Regions from separate parts of the Mus musculus genome. Here region 1 is linked to region 2. The links are chromatin contacts, found by POLR2A ChIA-PET in ENCODE. All regions are on one chromosome and are shown on one strand. Each heading gives the region's core, a stretch centred on a gene start or an enhancer-like site at or near the end of the contact. The rest is flanking DNA. Distances are from core to core; before and after follow the strand shown.

Region 1 (5,312 bases), core at 900-3,399, 160 kb before region 2:
AAAAAAAGCTAACAACAACAAAAAAGATACCCAGCACATAGTAGGGACTATCCAGTAGCTAGCTCTTTTTTTTTAAGTGAGTGTGTGAAAATGAGAAAGGGGGTGGGGGGTGGGGGGAGGAGAGAGAGAAAGTTCTTCAACACTGGTTAAATAAAATTCTAGTAAACAATTGCTACAATCCAATCAGCTCCTTCCAGCATGGTTCTCAGACAACCTTCTCCCTCCATTTCCCCCACTGTAAAGTGGAGATACGTGCAGTATATTCTTCATAGGAACTGTTAGGAGAGCTGCTGGGAGAATCCAGAACACAGCCGCTCCACCCTGAATCAGTGCTGCATAGGAATGAGTGCATCTCTCCATCCTGGCCCCCCTCTTCCTTCATCAGGCTTTTCAGTCCACTTTACAGAGACATAATCCTGGAGCCCTCTCCTAGGTGCTCCTGGCGTATAAAATGAATTGAACGTTTTTTTCCACCTTTGGAGCCAAGGTCTCATGTAGCCCAGGCTGGCTTCAAACTCACAATGTAGCAAAAGATGACCTTGAAGAGTGGACAGACATGAGCCATCACACTGGCTTTTGAAATGAGTGGAATAATTAATATATAGTCAGTTTTGTTTAGAGGACACTAATCTCTTCTTGGGTTTTTGTTTTATTTGGGGAAGTGTTTGGCTTTGTTTGTTTGTTTGGTTGGTTTTGTGTGGGTTTTGTTTGTTTATTTGTTTGTTTGTTTTTGAGGGAAACTGTCCCATTTCAGAAATAGAAAGTCAGAAGTTGGAAGAGATGTTTCCCCAAGGCCACACTGGCCAGCACTGTATAGTCAAAACAGGAAAATAGCAGACTTCAGAGATGAAAATCGTAGATCTAAGGGTACAATTCTAGCTCTTTATAAGTGAAGGAAAAACAAAGTCTGGCCCAAAATGTGCCAGCCTTGTGTTCATTAGCATCATTCAAGTTGACTGAGTCTATGAAACAGAAGTCCCAGCTCCTATCTCCTCCCACATGCAGGAAGCAGGAAGCTAGAAAGAATATTGAAGGACTCTGGGATTCCTGAAGCCCTTCCTTAGCAATGCACAGCAGACTCCCAATATCTGCCTTCCTCCACTCTCTCCCTAAATCCTTTGTGGAACAAATGTGTGCTTTAAAAACAAACAAACAACCCCCCCCCCCCCAAACCTGGTCCTGGTGCAGAGTCTGCAAACCGTATACCACTGAGGAACTTCCTCAGCCCCTTTGAAAGTTTTGAGATCAGATCGGATGTCCATCTGGCCTCAGAATTGTGGCCCTCTGCCTTCCAGGTAGTTTAGTAGTAGTGACTGGCCTCTGAGTGTCAGGCAAGCACTTCACCATCAGAGCTACATGCCCCTCCCTTTAACTGCATTTGCTTTTGAAAAAAGAGAGAGAAAGAGAGAGAGAGAGAGAGAGAGAGAGAGAGAGAGAGAGAGAGAGAGAGAGAGAGAAACTTTGAGGAGGTGTGTGTAACACACCAAAATGATTTCTAACTCACACAACTCGTTTCTGATCCTTCTGAGTGTTTTGTAAAACTTAATCGAACACGCCTAAGTTCAGCCTCTTCAGCGTTCCACGGTGTTGTGCGGTGCATTGAGGTACAGCTGAGCCTCTTACTCCTGATGCAACCTTCTGAAACCCATTGGCTCTGTGAGGGCTGCTATAAAACTCTCTGGAAAGGACTCAGGGATCCAGGCTCTTACACTTGCCTAAACCCACATCCTACAGCTGGGTACCAGACTCAGTCAGGTAGGCGCCTGATCCCCGTTCAGCGCACCCGGCACCCCCAAGACACGACCCCACGCTCGGACTTGCCCCCCACCCCCTGGAGATCAACCTCCAAGTCGGATTTTCCCATGGGAAAACCGGTTCCGGGTTTGAGCCGGCGCAGCGTCTGAGACGGGAGAGAGGAGCGGGATGTCTAGCCAGGAAGGCACGCACTGTGCCGGGAGATCCTTGTCACCCACGCGAAGACTCCCCGGGCTCCACCAGCCGGCTGCCTGCTGTCTGAGCACTGCTGGCTGCCGCCGTTACACCTGTTCCTCCCCAACTCCGCGTGCCCACGTTCCTCCGGCCCAGGGACACTCACTACCTGGAAGTCATCGCAGCTCGCTCCAGCCACTTCTGCAGACTGCCTACCGCAGGTCTGGACGCGAGCAGGAATGAGCTGCGAGTCCCAGGGACCGCGCCCGCCTACCTCGCACAACCCCCGCCCAGGCGCTGGACCTTGCCTCGCGTCCAGGATGTGTTCCAACGGTTTTGACACTATTTAAGTTGGTCCACTGTGGCTGTGCGGCGCCAGGAGCCTATGTCCCGGTACATGATCCCTCCGGTGACCAACGCCCAGGCTTTTCCTACTAGAAGAGTTACAGTCAGGTTCTAACGCTTTATTTACTTGTATAAACTATAACAGCCCCGACGACAGTTCTGTGGCTTGATTTTCAGGTGAAGAAATCTAGGCAAGTTGGGGATAATCAGACAGTAAGCAGCGTCTCAACCCACTTTGGTGTATTTTATGTCCTTTGGGTTCGGGGCTAAAAATGCAAGCCATCTCTGCTCACCCCCATTTCTTTGGTGGGCAGGTCTTTTAGAGGGAGATAGAGAGGATTCAGGGTTTTACCCAAACTTCAGGATGAACTAGGTGAAGCTGGAGAAAGTACGATCCCGTGCCACCGCTTTCCTCATCCGGGCAAATGGCTTTCCGCTCTATCTGCTCTCGCTCCAGAGCGGTCCTCCGGGCTTCAAGGCGTGTCCTAGCACGGCCTGGATAACCTGGGCGCTCGCTGCAACCTGCAACCCGCAACCCGGCCCCTGCGCTTCTTTCCAAATTAATTCTCTTTCTCAGCCTCCCCGGGTCATCAAGCTTTTCTGTCCACCCTAGAAAGAAACACAGTTTCGTAGTCCACTCCTAGCTCTCCCTATCATCTCGGGCCCTTCTACAGCTCAAATTTCAGTTCCCTCAAATTCAGCCTTTGTCCTTACCTTTCCCCTAACACTCTACCGCAAATTGTCGTGACAGGAAAACAAAGCCGCATCCGTAGCCCAATCTCTCTTACAATGACCTATCGGACCACATAATGCCTTTTTGCTTGGACGTAGGAAAAAAGCGAATTTCACTCGAAATCGTTCCGCATTTGTGTTTGTGAAACCCTTTTCGAAAGGTGTTGGGGGTGGTTTTCGGGGGGGGGGGGCTCTTCTCCGTTGAGACGAGAATGGGATCCTACTGTTGTTCTGATCCTGCCAAACTGCGTGCATGCGGCTAGTTTCAGGTATGCAGAGGACGGTGTGCAATCGTCTGCTTACACATAGTATACCTTGCCGTGTCCCAGAAAGGAAGTACGGCTAAAAACAAAGTAATCCTAAATATCCAACCGGGTAAGAAAGATATAGTCACTGAGGCAGGAGGATCAGAATCCAGGGTCACCCTTAGTTACACACCAGTTAGATGAATATATAACTCGTAGAATGCAGCGTGGGGGAGGGAGGATCTTTGCCCGCTGTACACCTGACAGGATTGCCATAGAATATACAAGAAACTCAAAAGAAAGAATAAAGCCATTTTTTCCAACTCCATCATAAGTCTGATCTCCCTCTTTTCTTTTCTTTTCTTTTCTTTTCTTTTCTTTCCTTTCCTTTCCTTTTCTTTTCTTTTCTTTCTTTCTTTTTTTTCTTTCTTTTTTTGTTTTTTGTTTTTTGCTTTTTTTTTGAGGTGGGGATGGAAAGGGGGTTGAGAATGAAGTAGAAGCAGAAAAAGAGATAAAGAGAGACAGAGAAAGAGGCGGGGGAGGGGGTAAACACTCGGAGAGAGGGCTGGGGAGAGAGAAGCAGAAGCCAGACGGGCTGGTGGGCGTCAGAGAGCCCCTTTTCTTTTCATGGTGGATATGAATTCAGCTTTCTGGGTAGTGATATGGCGCCTGTCAGGTCAGGACAAGACTATTTGTGGTATTTAGTAGTATGCCAAAGTGGATGCTGACCTGCATGCAGACTTCCTCAGTTTCACAACTGCCTGTGGCTGCTTTTCCCACCCCACTCCCTACCCTAACTGTTCCCAGCCCATGCTGGTCCCTTCCTCACTTTCTCCTTCCCTTAAAACCCTTCCATTTCAGCTGCGTGCTCGCTCTTTCTTTTCTTTCTTTCTTTCTTTCTTTCTTTCTTTCTTTCTTTCTTTCTTTCTTTCTTTCTGTCTTTCTGTCTGTCTTTCTTTCTCTCTCTCTCTTTCTCTCTCTCTTTCTCTCTCTCTTTCTTTCTTTCTTTCTTTCTTTCTTTCTTTCTTTCTTTCTTTCTTTCTTTCTTTCTTGTTTTCCTAGACAGGTCAGCTGTGCACTCTTGATTGCTCTCCTTTGTCTTCTCCTCTCCGTCCCCTCTCTTCTGCTCCTCTCCGAGGGTTGCTTCCCTCCCTGCCTTCCCATGGCCAAGTTCAGTCTGCTAGCCACATTCAATCGACTAAACTACTTAGTCTCTATGCTCTAGACTCTTCCAGATGCCTCTGACTGTAGTCTCCCTCACATCTACAATAGAAACCATGCCCTCAACCATACCTTGGGGTGGCCACGCCCTCACTTTATACATCCGATGCTGAAACCTCTCAGTGGGGCATAAATAAACCCCTTTTCAAGGGGCCTGGCTTCCTAACTGAACCAAGCTGCTGACTTTATTTCAGTAAGGTGTATATGGACCTATGGTTCATTTGTTTCTGCTGGCTTCTGTCACCCACCATATTTGCCTCCAAATTCTGGGGTCTGCCTCTTCAACCACTTCTTGCCCTCCTGCTCTTCATCTCCACTGTGAGGGCATCTCTCAGTCTCTCTGGCTCTTGGAAACTGCTATGCCCTCCTGGGAGTTCATCACTTGGAAAGGTTTACTCTCCCTCCACCTGCTCTCTCCTCATCTGCTGGGTAAGTGTCACCCTGAAGCTGCCTACTTTGTCTCAAAGGAGCCTACTGTTACTATAAAAACCATACAGGTGTGCCAGGAAGCTCCTTCGCCCTCCTGGGCCCCAGTCACTTGGAAAAGGATGCCTATTTATTTTTTTATTATATGTAAGTGCACTGTAGGGGGCTGGAGAGATGGCTCAGTGGTTAAGAGCACCGACTGCTCTTCCAAAGGTCCTGAATTCAAATCCCAACAACCACATGGTGACTCACAGCCATCTGTAATGAGATCTGACGCCCTCTTCTGGTGTGTCTGAAGATAGCTACAGTGTACTTAGATATAATAATAAATAAATCTTTAAAAAAAAAAAGCCAGGTGTGGTGGCACACGCCTTTAACCCCAGCACTCGGGAGGCAGAGGCAGGCGGATTTCTG
Region 2 (5,465 bases), core at 905-3,404:
TGCCCCAAGTGGAGTGGAGCAACAACACAGGCAGCCCCGAACTTACCTGGCATAGCCAATAATCAAGCTACCAAACACTGTGCCAATGCCAGCTCCTGATCCAGCCACACCAACTGTGGCGGCCCCAGCACCAATGAACTTGGCTGCTGTGTCGATGTCCCGGGAAATGACACTGGTCTGGAATTCCCGTCGGGCCACCTGGAGAGGGGAGCTGCTGCAGGAAGGCTGGAAGGAAGGGAGGGAGGCAGTCAGGGGGAGTGAGGAGCCGCCATGCTCACCCCATCCACCTGAGCTAAGAAGCAGCTGGCACCCAGCCTCAAAGGGCAGAGTGCTCTGTGTGCAGGGACAATGTCAGCACACAGGGCTAGTCACATCTCTGACTGTCATTTGAGACTTGGAATTGCAAGGGTGTCGTAGATCCTTTAATTCTCCTAAAAGCACCTCAGCTGACTGGAGGGATATCCTGAGGGGCCTGACTTCCTTACCTGCTTAGATGGGGCCTCTGGTCTGCTCAGGAGGGAGGCAGACACAGGCCTGATTAGACCCCTGGTACAGGAGCGAATCTGTAAAGTCAGAAAGATATATTGCTCCAAATCAGACAAAAACAAACCAAAACCCCAAACCCAACCTAAGTGACAGGAGTTTGTCACAATCAGTCCAATCAATTTCAAGGTCAATTAACTTATTTTCTCAGGTCCGTCTACATCGGAGACAGCTATGCTGATAGTCTGTGGGAGCCCAGGGTGGCAGCAATCACCATTTGATATAATGCACTAGGCTGGGGAGCACTCACAAGACCCGGGGGTCAATCCTCAGAACCAAACCCAAACCAAACCGGATACCAAAGTCCATTTCCAAGGGCACAGACCTAATCAGTTTCCCAGAATAGAGTAAGACCCAAACATCCAGTCAGTTGTTGAGGTAACAAAAGGCAATCAAGGGGAGAGATTTACTAAGATGCATTCACAGCAACATATATCCTTCAGGCAGCGGGCCAGGAAGCCTGGTTTGACTCCCAGAACAGCCATCTTAGGAAAGCTCCCAGTGACACGGATTGCTTGACACATTATTCAGTACAATGACTCTCAGGCTTGGCAGAACATTGGCATCACCTGGGGCATTCTACCAAAATTGCTTAGGGGTTCCACCTTCATTCTCAGTCTGATGCAATTGGTCTGAGGAGCAGTCTGGGCAGTAGAAGCATTAGGCTTTCCAGATGAACTGAACACGCAGCCGAGGTTGAGAAAAACTGTTTTCCGGCTGTCTGGCTACAGCCAACCCAGGACTGTAATAAAAGGTCAGCTCTAGCTTATCTGAGGACGCTCAGAAAGCCACGACGGCTTGGTTTACAGGCCTGAATAAACATAGGTTACCTGCAACAGCTCCTATACCCTCCGCCAATAGCCATCATCATCATCACGGAACGCCAGCCCCTCTTAGTCCATTCATTAAACATGATTGCTCCCATACCATACCCGGCACTATAGGGAAACCCGGAGCTTCCGCTTACCAGAGCTGGAGAAATGAGCAGTGCCTTGGTGGTCTGCATTTTTCAATCTGCAAGAAGGGGGAGAAAAGAAAAAAAAAAAAAACCGTAATTCCTATGAAAGCCCGGGTGTCTGCTTATACTGGCAACCTCCTGTTGTCCCCATCCACCTCCAATCGTTCCCCCCAACCCTCTTCCTATACCCCAGCTAAGGAGGGCATTAGAGGTCAGAAGGACAGAGCAGATTCCGGGGTCAACCACTCTCTGCGCAGCGGGTCTGCAGAAGGACAGCAACCGAGATCGGAAATAAAAGGAGGTGGCTCAGGCCCCAAGAGGGAAATGTTGCGAAAAGGAATGGTCTCCCGGGAAGACCGGAGGCAGAAACTGGCAGACGTCGTGCAGGATCCTGCCCAAGTTACACTGCTGTCCCCTACTCTCCCCAGCGGCCGTTTATCGCTCATTACCGTTGGTAATTAACATTAATTGATAAGGCTTAAAGACTCTAGTCCTCCTTCCCTATCCCTGGAGGCAAATGGTGCTCCACGTGGCACAACCCACGGCCTTGCGGACCCCTGTCTCCCAGCCCCAAGTCACCTGCACTCCCACTCCCCTGCAGCCCCTGCTCGGCCCACAGCACACTCCCTGCTCAAGGTGACTGACTCACCTCCCAGCTTTAGCCCTTGGTCTGAGCGCTCAGCTCCCCCACCCACGTGTTCGGAGTCCCTTCACTCCCATTGGTCGTTATCTCTCCACGTTCCAATTGGCTGGCGTCATCAACTCCATCCTTCTTATTGGTCTTCTTCAGCTTCTTCCTCTCTCTCCACAGGAGCTTCGTGGCAATTCCCGCCTCCTTGCGGATAAAGGCGGGTTCTTTTTCCGAGTTCGGGGTTACGATTGGTCGAATCCCGAAATGCTTGACCATAGAGTCGACGAGACTCAGAGGTTCTACAACCTTCAACACAAAATGGCGACCAAGGTGCAAGCGGAAGAAAAAAGCGTGGGAGTGACAACCGGCCGCTTGACGCAAGCTGACACGTGATAAGGGCTCCAGGCCTTCATTCGGCCGCTTGGACCTTGGGGCGCATTGCATGTTGGGCCTTGTAGTCCTGTCCAAGGACTCAAGGACCACCGACATCCCGCGAGATGTTGCTTCCTGGCAAGGAGAGCCGACGCCTTTACAGTACCTTCCACCATCGTGATTTGTAAAAACCCCCATTTTCGTCCAAGTATTAAGGCAGGCTGGAAAACTTCTAAGTAGTGAGCGTGCTCTTGTGGGTCTGTCAGTAGTCAGTCAACATGGACTCACAAGTTGAATGGTGGAAAAAAAAAACTCAACAAAATACAATTAAAACCAGGCTTGCTATTTCGTACCCGAAATTTTAGCACTTGGCAGGTGCTTAGGAGACAGGAAAGTCAGGAGTTCAAGGCCAGACTAAGCTTCTTGAGTTTAGGTAAAAAAAACAAGGTAGGGCTAGACAATTGTATTGGGAGTGGGGAGAACTCTAAAACGAAAATAATAATTGGTAGGATGAAGCGTGCAAAGAATTCAGGTGGTGCATGCTTGTAATTTCAGACATCGGAAGGCTAAGGCAGGAAGACGGAGCACTTGCTCCAGGCCAGTCTGGAGTAAGTAGCAAAACCTGGCTTAAAACGACAAAACAATGCCGGCCAGTGGTGGCGCACACCTTTAATCCCAGCACTTGGGAGGCAGATGCAGGCAGATTTCTGAGTTCGAGACCAGCCTGGTCTACAAAGTGAGTTCCAGGACAGCCAGGGCTATATAGAGGAAACCCTGTCTCAAAAAACCAGCAACAACAAAGAAACAAACAAAACCACATGTGTATGCACACAAGCACAAAGGGTAGGGACAGAAAAACAGGACTGCAGTAACCATTCACTAGTGAATTAGAAAACCTTCCTGGAAAGCAGTTTGGCAATACTTTTTATTTGAAATGCTATGAATGAGCCATCCTCTTTGACCCAGTAATTCTTGAGTAACTGAGGACCTTTAAATGCTCCACCCTCCTTGAGTCAGTATTAACACTTCTAGGAACCTGCACTAAATAAATAATGTCCTGCAAAGGTTCTGATAAAAACAGAATGAATGCCGGGCAGTGGTGGCACACGCCTGTAGTCCCAGCACTTGGGAGGCAGAGGTAGGTGGATTTCTGAGTTCAAGGCCAGGCTGGTCTACAAAGTGAATTCCAGGACAGCCAGGGGCTACACAGAGAAACCCTGTCTCAAAAAACAAAACACAAACAAACAAAAAGAATGAACATTAAAGACCTGTGTCGTTGCTTCTGCTTTTTTGAGACAGGGTCCCTCTTTGAAGCCCTGACTGTCCTGGAACTCAAAGAGATCTCCCAGTCTCCCAATTGTTAGGGTTAAAGGTGTTTGCCACCATGCTCTGTGCAGAGCTTACTAAATGAGAAAACTAAATGTCACTCTGATAGTAAATGCTTAAATAAACAATATATATTTATATATAAACATAAATATTTATATGTAAACATAAATTTAGGGCTGGTGAGATGGCTCAGCGGTTAAGAGCGCCGACTGCTCTTTCAAAGGTCCTGAGTTCAAATCCCAGCAAGCACATGGTGGCTCACAACCATCCATAACAAAAATTTGATGCCCTCTTCTGGAGTGTCTGAAGACAGCTACAGTGTACACACATATAATAAACAAACAAACAAACAAATAAATAAATAAATCTTTTTTAAAAAACCATAAATTTAAAGGTATATAGGTTTTTTGCCTGAATGTATCCCACAAATGTGCCTGATGCCCTCAGAGGCCAAAAGAGGGCATTAACTTCCATGGTACTGGAGTAAGAGATATTTGTGCGTCACCTTGTAGGTGCTGAATCTCAAAGTCAAGTCCTATGGAAGAACAGGCAGTGCTCTTAACTGATGAGCCATCTCTTCAGCCCTAATTTATTTTATTTTAGTTTGGTACTGTATTTGAAAGTGCCAGCGTGGCAATCAGAGGCCAATTTTCAGTTCGCCCCTTCCACTGTAGGTTCCAGGGATTGCCGTCTAGCTTGTAAGGTGATTGCTCTGACCCATCTTATTGGCCCTAAATAAGACAGGCATTGTAGTCCATTTATAAAAATAAGCAGAAACAGGAACTGGAGAGATGGCTTGGCCAGCGGTTAAGAACACTTGCTGCTCTTCCAGAGGACAGAAGTGTGGTTTCCAGCAACCACGTCAGGCAGCTCGCAGCCCTTTGTAACACCATCTCCACCTCTAGAGCACCCAAGACTATGCCTTCTGCAGACACCCACACTCAGGCACACATGTCCACATGTAGATGCACAACCATACATACTTACTCTTACTGAAATCTTTAAAGATTTATTTATTTATTATATGTAAGTACACTGTAGCTGTCCTCAGATACTCCAGAAGCTGGCATCAGGTTTTGTTACGGATGGTTGTGATCCACCATGTGGTTGCTGGGATTTGAACTCGGGACCTTCAGAAGAGCAGTCGGTGCTCTTAACCACTGAGCCATCTTGCCAGCCCCTGAAATCTTTAAAAATAAGCAAGAATAAACATGAGATAAAATCACGAGGATTTTTTTTTCTTTTTCTTTCTTTCTCTTTTTCTTTTTTGAACGGGGTCTCACATAGCCTAGGGTGGCTTTCAATTCTATCCAGGTTCTGGTTGAAATCTTAATCCTCCTGTCTCCAACCTCCAAGTTCTGGAATTACAGGCATGCACCATCATGCCCAGTTTAAGAATATTTTCATTTATTCTTTATTTTTTTCTCTTTCTTTCTGAGATGAGATATTGCTATGTTGCTATGTAACCCCGGCTGGCTAGGACCTTGCTATGCAGATTAAGCTGTGGTTGAAGTCAGAGTGATCCTGCTGCCTCTGTGTTCCCAGGGCTGGGATTACAGGTGTGATTCTATGGAGAAAACTTTCAGGGCTGGAGAGATGACACGGGGTTTAGGACACTAGAGGACCAGAGTT

Evidence for each region. ChIA-PET counts read pairs that join two places held with the same protein, here RNA polymerase II (POLR2A).
Region 1: POLR2A ChIA-PET joins it to region 2 with 10 read pairs in embryonic stem cell. The contact joins the promoter of B4galnt2 here to the promoter of Atp5g1 in region 2. POLR2A ChIA-PET finds 5 or more read pairs at or near these places in 2 of 5 experiments (Patski and embryonic stem cell).

Annotation. Positions count from the first base shown.
Region 1 is chr11:95,912,722-95,918,033 of GRCm38, forward strand. It overlaps B4galnt2 (beta-1,4-N-acetyl-galactosaminyl transferase 2), which reads right to left and starts at 2,150. Exons shown (of 11, transcript NM_008081.3): 1 at 2,099-2,150. The coding sequence starts at 2,109.
Region 2 is chr11:96,073,477-96,078,941 of GRCm38, forward strand. It overlaps Atp5g1 (ATP synthase, H+ transporting, mitochondrial F0 complex, subunit C1 (subunit 9)), which reads right to left and starts at 2,155. Exons shown (of 5, transcript NM_001161419.1): 1 at 2,081-2,155; 2 at 1,511-1,557; 3 at 486-563; 4 at 47-225. The coding sequence starts at 1,549.